Linked DNA regions of Homo sapiens: region 1 is linked to region 2. A link is a contact called in ENCODE Hi-C or POLR2A ChIA-PET data. All regions are on one chromosome and are shown on one strand. Each heading gives the region's core, a stretch centred on a gene start or an enhancer-like site at or near the end of the contact. The rest is flanking DNA. Distances are from core to core; before and after follow the strand shown. Region 1 has its middle 43 kb from the start of PCAT5. Region 2 holds the start of CREM (cAMP responsive element modulator).

What was found. A loop is a pair of places that touch in the nucleus more often than their neighbours do. ChIA-PET counts read pairs that join two places held with the same protein, here RNA polymerase II (POLR2A). Pooled maps may share reads with other maps.
Region 1: a loop to region 2 is called in a map of tibial artery, with 6 times the contacts of the local background. The contact joins the enhancer-like site here to the promoter of CREM in region 2. A Hi-C loop is called at or near these places in 1 of 168 maps with a recorded cell type or tissue (tibial artery) and 3 of 50 pooled maps. POLR2A ChIA-PET finds 5 or more read pairs at or near these places in 2 of 52 experiments (HEK293T and Panc1).

The regions. Positions count from the first base shown.
Region 1 is chr10:35,818,822-35,824,194 of GRCh38, reverse strand. No RefSeq gene overlaps it. Among named protein-coding and RNA genes, the nearest start is that of PCAT5, 43 kb to the right of the region's middle. Within about 2 kb of position 1,739, at least 6 of the 41 ENCODE cell types and tissues checked have a DNase peak (open chromatin) inside an H3K27ac peak, as active enhancers do; they include tibial artery, where a contact is called at or near this core.
Region 2 is chr10:35,124,701-35,130,315 of GRCh38, reverse strand. CREM (cAMP responsive element modulator) reads right to left here and starts at 3,470. Exons shown (of 8, transcript NM_183011.2): 1 at 3,123-3,470. It also overlaps a transcript of CUL2 not described here. RefSeq lists an enhancer at 2,433-2,502 and silencers at 2,863-3,002, 3,063-3,582.

The sequences.
Region 1 (5,373 bases), core at 490-2,989, 700 kb before region 2:
AGCTCATTGCAGCCTTGACCTCCAGGGCTCAGGCAATCCTCTCACATCAGCTTCCTGAGTACCTGGGACTGTAGACATGCACCACCACACCTGGCTAATTTTTTAATTTTTTGTAGAGACAGGGTCTCACTGTGTTGCCCAGGCTGGTCTAAAACTCCTGAGCTCAAGGAATCCTCCTGCCTAAGCCTCCCAAAGTGCTGGGATTACAGGCATGAACCACCATGCCCGGCCTACAGTAGCATTTTATCAGCACCAGGCAGTGAAACCAAAGTTCAGCAATGTTGACGCTATGTCTGCATCCTTACGCTAGATCATAACTAACAATTAATAATATATTGAGTACAAATTAAGCAAGTGAATGAGGATGAAAAGAGTTGATTTATTCAAGGCCTTGGGAAGTCTAAACGATTATCTGAGAAGCAGCATAACATGGTGGATCACCATAGCCTCCAGAGCCAGACTGTGTGGGTTTACACCTTTCATTTACTGACTGGTTGTTGCAGTTACTTAAACTCTCTGTGTCCCTGTTTCCTCATCTGTAAGATAGAGATACTAACCTACTCATCTCTAGTCGCAGAGATAGCCTACTTCATGTAGGTGCTGTATTAATTGAATTAACATATGTAAAGACTTGGAATAGTCCTTGGTACCCAGCAAGCACAATATAAGCCTTTGCTATTATTATCGACTACATTGATCATCTAAATGACTAACTGCTGCCTTCTTATTTTATGATATAATGCTCTCTGTTGTTCGTTTGTGTATGTTTTTTGTCCCTAGTGTGACTATACATTCCCTGAGGGCAGGGGAAGCTTGTTATTAACTTGGTCACCCCTCAATACCTCATAGAGTGGTAGACTCGTTAGTAGGTGGTCAATAAACACTAATGGAAATCATAAACCCATTTTAAATTCTTATTTAAAATGCCACAAATCAACTCAAAAATCTCTGATGATTTCTGTTGCCTAGGGATCAAGTCTGACCTCAGGCAGGCAGCCAACTCTGTCTTCAAGTTCATGACCTGATGCTTTTTCACGCCCCACTGTCATTGTGTCCCAACAGATTCTCTTGCCACACCCCAAGCAGGGGTGGCAATGCCCACCTTGATGCCTTTGATTGTTTTTCTTCCTTTTCGGGAACACCCTTCCTTTTGTGTTTCGCCCATCCACATCATATACCCCCTTCAAAGCCCACTTGACCTCTCTCCTCCCAGAGGATGCTTCCCAACTCCCCAAGTCAAGTGGTCATCTTCATCATCTCCCGACTCCTGTAGATTATAACTGCAGCTCATTGGAAATGTCTCATATCCAGGCTTAACTATTGGTCAAAATCTTATGTACGGCCTCATTGTATTTATTCATAGCTGATTACCTCCTTGATCAGTTATAAGTTCTGGGAGGTCACAGATGTTGCCGATCTGCCTCATCCTCTTGAATCCCCAGCACAGCATCTGACACATGCTGGGTTGTCAGTGTATTCCTTATCTATTGTGTAACAAATCGCCCCCAAACTGGGCTGCTGAGAACAAACATAATCACTCATGACCTCTCCCAGCGTCTGTGTGTCGGGAGCTCAGGAGCTGCTTGTCTGGTGGTGGTTCTGGCCCAGTGACTCTTGAGGTTGCAACAGATGTCAGCCAGGGCCGCAGGGACCTGGAGACGCCACTAGGGCTGGAGGAGCCGCTTCCGAGGTAGCTCACACACCCCGCTGGCTGGCAAGTCAGTGCTGGCTGTTGGCAGGAGCCTCTGTGCTTCCCACGTGGGCCTCCCCAGAGGGCTGCTGGAGAGTTCTCTGAGCAGAAGGCTGGCTGGCTACCTCCTTTCCCCTCCCACTCCAGAGTGAGGAATCCAAAAAAACACCAAGGCCAAAGCTGAGATGCCTTTTATGACCTGGCTTTGGAAGTCACACCGTGTCTAGGTGTCTGGCTTTTAGAGTCAAGAGATAATTGCTTTTTGTTAAGTGTCATCTTCATGAGTTCATATGCTCTTTGAAAGAAAAAAACGACATCCCCTCCTTCCAGTATCTAGCACAGTGCTTTGCATCCAATAAGCACTCAGATCTTGAATATATTTGCAATTAATGAAAGGATATTTGCTGGTAAATGCCATCAATATCTTCATAATCAATCAAATCATGACTTAATTTTTAGGTTTTCATCAGACAATTATTGTAGTCAGATGAATAATGTTTAAGGAAACAGAATTCCCATCTTCAAAATTCTTTAAACAAGCTGAGAAATGTGACAGACACCACCAGGAACAATTCAAAGATAATCTCCTGTAGCTACTGAGCATAATGCTTTGTGATTTTATGATTTAAGTGTTATGTCTACATGTTTGAGGTTTTCATTTGCTTTTCTTGGCATAGACTCACTGTTTCTAGACCACCAGTACTCCTAAAGACCAAAATTAATTGCTAGTTTTATAGTTTTATATGTCTAAATGATAGGGATGCCAGATTGTGTCAAAATGAAAGCACATCCAAATTTAATGAAGTTCAAAGGAAGAAATGTTTATTTATGGATTAAAGTCTAAAACGATCTGTTGCTTGTAGTTACTGAAATAGTGACAGCTCTTCTCAGCAGGGGGAGGGAGGGTGAGAAGAGAAGAGCCAGGGAGAAAGCTCTTCTGTGAGCCTGAGAGTGGAATCAACAACAACCCAAGTTCCTGGGTCTTTTCACACCAGTTGAGATCACAGATGATATACAAATGAAGTCATGAAGAAAAGGGGAACCTCTGGTAAGGGGGCAGAGGTTTTATTCTCTCAGCTCGTCACACATCTGCACAGGCGTGTCTCGACATGTCTTCAGGAGCAGAGCATACTTAATCTCTTTGGGGCACAGTTTTGCTGGTTGTTGAACTTCAGTGATATCATTAGACATCCCTTGGAATAAAGGGCACAAAGAATCTAACCTACTAGGTCACCAGAAACTTATTTCCACATCGTTTATGACCACCAAGTCCCTGTGCACATGTTGCCTGAGATCAAATCACTGGGTACCATGTTTGCTGGGGCAGAAAGAACTGACCAGCTTTTGTATTTGAGCAGAAGTTTTAGAACTCATCTCTACAGCTCTTCATTGTTTCCAAGGACTTAAGTGCATCTTAACAAATATTTCTTCCATCACAAGATAGATCAACATCTAATTACAGTGATTTTATTCAGTAAGATACTTTAATTACATTCATCATTTTTGTTCAATCTGAACAAATTCTAGAATTTGAATATGGCATAATGATTTGTCATTTAATATTTAGGTGGATATTTTTTAACAGAAAATATCTGTTACTTTTCAATTCATCCAAACTCTACATCAGCTTTCTTTGAAATGAACTGCAGTTTGGATACCATAAAAAGAACATTAGATTTGGAGTCAGAAAATCCAAGTCTAAACCCCAAGTTTCCTACTTATTTTCTGTGTGATCATGATTTATTCATTAACTTCTCAGAGTTTCATCTCAGTTTCATAATATGTAAAGCAAAGATAATCTCACTGCCCTCTGTACTTCACAAGGTTGCTGTGAAAATCAAAATCTTTGCTGTATGTATGTGAAAGCCCCTAGTGAACAGAAGAGTTTTACAAGAAGGAGGTATGTTAATGTTTTTATCTTGCACATAAAATACTAAAGCATAGTACTTCCACTCACAGCCAGCATGTCCTCTGTTTCACCTTCTACCACCACCACCAGCAGCAATGCCAAAAAACTAAGTCTTCTTGTTAACTATCTATTATAAGCATCTGATTTCATGGACAGAAATTGTCTATGGGTCAAATCGTGTGTCCTGGTATGGACTGTCAGCTACTGATGGCCTTCAAAACCTGCCCATAACACCACTAACCATCTGAAAAGGCAGGAATGCTTTGTCTCACAGTTCCAATTATAACCCCCAGTGGTGTGAGATGAGGCTTCTTCTAGCCGCCTTTTTCCTCCATATCTCAATAATTTCATGCAGCTTTTAGATGGATTAGAAACATAATTTTACTATGGTAAACACAAAATGGTTTTAAGAGAAAAATGGACCTGATGTCTACCATCAAAAAGGACAGCTTAACCAAAAACAATACTAGGATCAAAAGTCTGGTTTTAGGTTGTACCATCTTCATTGTCTGAATTCAAGAAATTCAATAACTCCACCCCAGTGGCTAGTTGGGTTACTTGATGGCACATTGTGTAGCTAATTCCCAGCACAGGAAGGCAGCAGTGCTCAGGATCAAACGTTCCGCAGGAATCATGGCGAGATTCTTTCATGATTAAGCTGGCCAACTGGCAATGCTTACCGTTAACATTTTCCAGGGCCAAGTCATCTCTTCCATGATCTATGGCATGGAACAGTGGGGTTTTAACTAAAGAGGCAGATCCAAAGTCAATGTCCCCCAGCCCTGTTCCACACTAGAATGACAAGGGCTTCCAAAGCAAGAAAGTATTCGGCTAGGGTTCCTCATCCTTCACAAAGAAACATCAGCTTTGCTACCTGTGTGTCTGGTGTCTGACAAATTAAGATGTCCCTTCAATCAGCAGCAGAGGCTCTGCCCACCAGGCATTTGCCAAAGAAATCTTGCCAAGCTTGAAATCTCCACTCTTGCTATTGCTAAAAGCCCATGGCGACAACCATAATTCAGAGAAGAATTGCTCCAAGTCTCTTAAACAGTGATCCACATAATACATTCCTTTTAAAATTTAGTACCAAGAAAAAGTCTGCTTCTCCTGACAAATTTTCTTGTTTTTTTAATCAAGCAAATAGAAGTAAAACCACATCTCCGTCTTTTATACTTCTATAAATTTTTATTTTAATTCCCTTCTACCTTCTCCGTGGTGTTTAGTTTTCATTAAATTTTCCTAATGGGTGTAAATACACACACACACACACACACACACACACACATAAACACAGACACACATATAAACACAAACACATAAACACAGACACACACACATACATAAACATACCCATACACACACATACATAAACACACACACATATAAACATACACATACACACACATACACATACACACAGACATATACATACATAAACACACACATGCACACACATACATACACATATCGTGATCATCATTTAAGACAAGTAATTTTTAGAAGTAAAAGATAAATTACAAATAAATGGATCTTACCAATTCTAACCCTTTGCCAAACACGGTATAGCAAGACCTGACCACATACAACCAATGCGTACATTATCAGGTTAAAAACATCCTCTATATCTTCTTAAAGCAAACTCCTAGCCCTAGAATCTGAAGTATTCCTGCTCATCACTCAGAAATCATGTCTGGAGTTTTCATCTCTGAGGAGCTCTTCAACTCCCCAGAATTCCAGGCTCAGCTGGAGCCCTGTCCTGTAGTCAGTGGAGTCT
Region 2 (5,615 bases), core at 2,221-4,720:
TTTAAAATGTATTGTCTAAAAGGAGATTATTAACATAATTATTTAAAATGTTCATTTCTACCTATTGTGTAATGAGATACATTTTTCCAAAAAAAATTTTTTTTTTTTTTTTTTTTTTTGAGACTGAGTTTGGCTCTTGTTGCCCAGGCTGGAATGCAATGGCTTGATCTTGGCTCACTGCACCCTCCGCCTCCGGGGTTCAAGCAATTCTCCAGTCTCAGCCTCCCAAGTAGCCACAATTACAGGCATGGGCCACCATGCCCGGCTAATTTTGTATTTTTAGTAGAGACGGGGTTTCTTCATGTTGGTTAGGCTGGTCTTGAACTCCTGACCTCAGGCGATCCGCCTGCCTCAGCCTCCCAAAATGCTGGGATTACAGGCGTGAGCCACCATGCCCGGCCTAAACTGGATTTTTAAGTTCCTGTGTTGATAATATCAAAACTGTATTCAATGTACAATAATAACTATTTTCAAAGCTGACTTTTACATATGGAATCCATCCATTTACTTAAGTAGAAACAATAAAATTCGGTATTTCAGGCTTATTTCCTTATCAATCAATGTTGGTAAGGAAATATAAAAATATCAATGGTTGTAAAACTGCTCTAAAAAATAACGTCTCTCAATCGTTCAGCTATTAAGTGTTTGCACTGTTCAGTTTTATTTTAAGAAGTCTATCTAAAAGGAACAGGACATTTGAGAGCTTTTCAGTAAGAACATCCACTTAAACAATAAACCTAGCTCAATCTTCTGGCCCAATACTTAATTTGCAGGGAATACAACTTGGGAGAAAAAGGATCAGAAATATATGTCTATGTTGGTAAAGATTCAGTCAGGATTCCTTATATATGTTAATAATTCAAAACTCTTCCCTACTTTTCATGAAATGGTCATAACCCTAAGCAAGATTTTGTATTTTGATTAGGCAGTGACTCACCTGAGTAGGAAACTGGAATACAGCCTATTAACTATGGATTCCAGAGTTTAAAATTCAGGAAGAAGAAGTAAATTTCATTAACTTTCAGGGACAATGCAAAAACAAAAAGACTAAAAATAAAAATGTCCTATGTTTACGCATTCAATAAAAATTTATTCATATACTGTCACCAAAATATGTACACAAAACATCACCGTAATTACAACTTCGCAATCACCAAAATGATTCCATATCCATCACCAATTCACTGGGAAAGTAAGTGTTATATTCATCTATTTACAGATTCGCCAAAGTTGTGTGAATACTGACAATGCTTTAAGTGTTTACTCATTCAGGATCAAAACCATTTTAATATATTTGTTAAAGCTGTGTTGGGATCAATACATAGTTCTTTAAACATCAGTTTTAATACTTAGCATTTATTGGCCAAAACATATTGTGTGCAATTTGCCTTCCTTTGGGAAAAAAATTACTTTAGATTGAAAGACTTTAAGACTACTATGACTTAGGAAGGGAAAGTTTATCCAAAAAAAGAATCAAGACTAGGAAAAAAAGGCCGGGAGCGGTGGCTCATGCCTGTAATCCCAGCACTTTGGGAGGCCGACGCGGGCGGATCACGAGGTCAGGAGATCGAGACCATCCTGGCTAACACTGTGAAACCCCGTTTCTACTAAAAATACAAAAAATTAGCCAGGCGTGGTGGCGGGCGCCTGTAGTCCCAGCTACTCAGGAGGCTGAGGCAGGAGAATGGCGTGAACCCAGGAGGCGGAGCTTGCAGTGAGCTGAGAGCGGACCACTGCACTCCAGCCTGGGCGACAGAGCGAGACCCCGTCTCAAAAAAAAAAAAAAAAAGACTAGGAAAAAAACGTGGCGCTCAAAGCAAAAAACAAAAAAACAACAAATAAAAAACAGCGTGGTTTATTCATGTAATCTGATGCAATGTTCACAGCGGACCTCTCACTGTTCAATCTAGATCTTTGTTTCAAGGGAAAGGTACACCCTCATCTGCCCGGCAAATTAAGTAGAAAGGAAACTGAGTCACGTACGTAAGCCACAGTGTTAAAGGAGCTCTTTCAATTTCAGTGACACTTTGAGACTGGCCCTGTAAGTCCCAATTTCTTAAAATGTGATTACAAACTCACCGCTGCTTCACTGAGCAGCATGCAGGAAACCCCTAAGTGATTTCAAACTCAGGTATCTGATATACAAATAAAACGCAACAGGATCAAGAAACATGCTGAGGCCAGGCGCGGCGGCTCACGCCTGTAATCCCAGCACTTTGGGAGGCCGAGGTGGGTGGAAGGTCAGGAGTTCGAGACCAGCCTGACCAACATGGTAAAACCCCATCTCTACTAAAAATACAAAAATTAGCAGGCGTGGTGGCGCATGCCTGTAATCCCAGCTACTCGGGAGGCTGAGGCAAGAGAATCGCTTGAACCCAGGAGGCAGAGGCTGCAGTGAGCCGAGATCATGCCCCTGCATTCCAGCCTGGGTAACAGCAAGACTCCGTCTCAAAAAAAAAAAGTATGTTTAATAATGTGTTTATTCCCCAGATTCAACAGGCTCTGGAAACCTTACCAGATGGCCCTAAAAAGGCAAGACTCAGGCAGAAGGGAAAATGCGCCTTCCGAGAGCGGTCGCGGCTCTGCCCTTCCCACTCCGGAGACTGCCCGCGCCCGGGACCGAATGACTCAGCTGCGAGGCCCTCCGGCCCAGGTTTTGGGGGAAAACGGGCTGCGTCCGCTTTCGTCTAAACTGCGCTCGTAAAGTGGGGCAGAGGCGCTGGGGGCACTCAAATCCGAGGTCCTTACTTCTGGATTCCTTTTCCTTTTCCGAGTTAAACCGCTCCCCTGAGCCGCACGGCTCTCTCAGGGAGGATTTTCCAACTCGTCCCAAGTTCGCGAGGAGGCAGGCGGGTCCCGGGGCAGCTGAGCGCACGAAGCGGGCGTGGGGCGGCGAGCCGGCGGCCTCGGGGGCGCCGAGCGAGGGGCCGCGTCAGGTGAACTCGCGGCTGCCCCGCCAGTCCTTGGCCCGGCCCCGGGGTCCCGGCCCGCCGCCCACGGCTCCGCTCGGCCTCTGCTGCTCCACCGCACCCGGCTCCGCTCCGCCTCCTGCCTCCACCTCCACCTCCTGCGCCGCGTCGCCCGCTGCTGGGTCTCGGGGCCGGAGCCGACGCACCACTTACCCGCCGCAAAGGGATTTACGTAGCGGACCTCGTCACTGATTACGGACGCGAGGAGGTGGAGACGGCGAGCCCGACCGCCGCTCAGCAGCGGCGCCGCCGCCCAGCAACCCGGAGCCGGCAGCGGCCCCACGTAGTCCTCACGTCAGCTGTGATGCGGTAGCCGCGGCCTCCCTGCCGACCCCGGACCAAAAGTAGCGCTGCAGCCGACCGAACCGCGTCCTCCCGCCCCGTCCTCCCCTCCCCCACGCCGGGACGGCCTCCCGGGGGAGGCCCCGAGGAAAAAAATCCAGGCTCGAACTCCGCCCCCTGCCGGCCGCCAGCAGGAGTGAAGCGCCACAATCCAACAATGAAATGGAACCGGGGAGGGGCGGCGGGAAGGTGCGGGTCAGGGGGCGGGGCCTAGGGATAGGGAGAAGGAAGGTCAGGGGGCGGGGCCAAGAGGAGGAACTAGCCTGGAGGTGGGGCGGAAGGTAGGGGCGGGGGCAAGGCTGGAAACCGGAAGCTGCCCGTGCCGCGCCGCGCGTGCGCCAGAAATCCAATGACTTGTCAGCCAGAGTAACGGCTGTTGTCAGGTCTTCAGGGTCTCGAGGTCGGTTTCTTCCTAACGCCGCCAACCCCAAGCTAAGGTCCGCGAGCGTCTCACCTCTGTCCAGGCTGGGCTGCAGTGGCGTGGTCTCGGCTCTCTGCAACCTCTATCTCCCCAGGCTCAAGCGATCCTCCGGCCTCAGCCTCCTGAGTAGCTGGGACTGCAGGCGTGCTTCTTCTGACTTCTAAAAGCTATCTACATACCTTGACTAGTGGCCCTTTTCCTCCATATTCACAGCCAGTCACAGCTGGTTGAGTCCTTCTCCAAAAGAAGCTTGAGCTCCTGAGACAATTCACCTGCTTCTTAGGGTCATTTATTGCAGTTTATCCCAGTATTTGACTGGAAATGGTCCGCATGCTGGGCCCGCTGGCTCGGGCCTGTAATCCCAACACTTCGGGAGGCCAAGGTGGGAGGATCGCTTGAGCCCAGGAGACCAGCCTAGGGAACACAGTGAGACTTCATCTCTTTTTTTTTTTTTAGATTAGAAAGGTCGGCCGGGGGCTCACGCCTGTAATCCCAGCATTTTGGGAGGCAGACATGGGCAGATCACCTGAGGTCAGGAGCAGCCTGGCCAACATGGTGAAACCCCATCTCTACTAAAAATACAAAAATTAGCTAGGAGTGGTGGCAGACGCCTGTAGTCCCAGCTAGTTGGGAGGCTGAGGCAGGAGAATCGCTTGAACCTGGGAGGTCAAGGCTGCAGTGAGCTGAGATCGTTCCACTGCACTCCAGTCTGGGTGACAGAGCGAGGCTCCATCTCAAAAATAAAAAAAGTAATGGGATATCAGGAATAAAGAATAGCAGCATGGTTATAGAGTACAGTAGGTCCTCACTTAACGATAGGTTCTTAGAAATCATGGCTTTAAGCCAAACAACTTACAGCAGGTCCACAAAAAAATTTTCATTCAGTGTTGTTTTCATTTCGTTATAATATTGATGATAACAAAAATCGGTTTCATTGTACGTTGTTTCACTGAAAACCAGTTTCTAAGAAGCTATTGACAATGTTAAGTGAGGATTTATTATTTCATATCAGTTACTGTAGTGTCAGAGTGTTTTCATAATTTTCACTGAGCAGGACTTAATCTAAATCCAATCTGAACCTTTGTTCAAATCTAATTTTCGTAGGTCAAAGGGAATGTATCCACAACAATTGTCTCTGTAACAGGAGTTCATATGAATCAAAAAGAATCAAAGGAATGGCAATTTCTTATTTGCAAAGTATTTGCTCTACGGTTTCCTTTCTTGCCAGTATTTTACTCCCATATGTATGTAGTCTTAATTATAAAGTTCAGAAAGCACAAACCATATTTTTTTGTTCATCTGTTTTTTTACAAAGATCAATACTGGAGGTGAGATACACATACTTACAAGCCCATCAGTTCATGGCCTCTGCTATACCCTTGCTGTAAGATGTAATAGACTTAAAAACCATGCAGTTGGATCTGGGTTTAAATGTATGCTTGTTAGCTGTGGGCAAGTGTCATATCCTCTTAGGGGAAGCATAAGGTTTTTAAATGGGAAGAAAAATAGTACCTACCTGTTAGGATTATTGTAGATTTTAAAAAATATCTGCCATAAGATAAATACTTAAAAACCTACTCATGTTTACGTTAGTCCAGTGTCTAGCTTTTGGGGCTCCTCACCTAGGTGATAGTTAATTCTCTGTTGGGGAGGGACAACTAGGTCACCTACTTTTCTGAGAAAATACGGGCTGTCAGTCACACCCTTATATTCCCTCCTCACTTCAAAATATCTTAAACTTTCCCTCCCTTTCTGGGTCGGGAGGAGCACCTCTTTTTCCTCTCCGAATCCAACTGTAAGTTAGATGTCATTTCTTTCCCATATCAGATCTTGCTCAATTACCAAGAGTCATACCTACAGCCTTTTTCGTCCTCTTGGCTCCT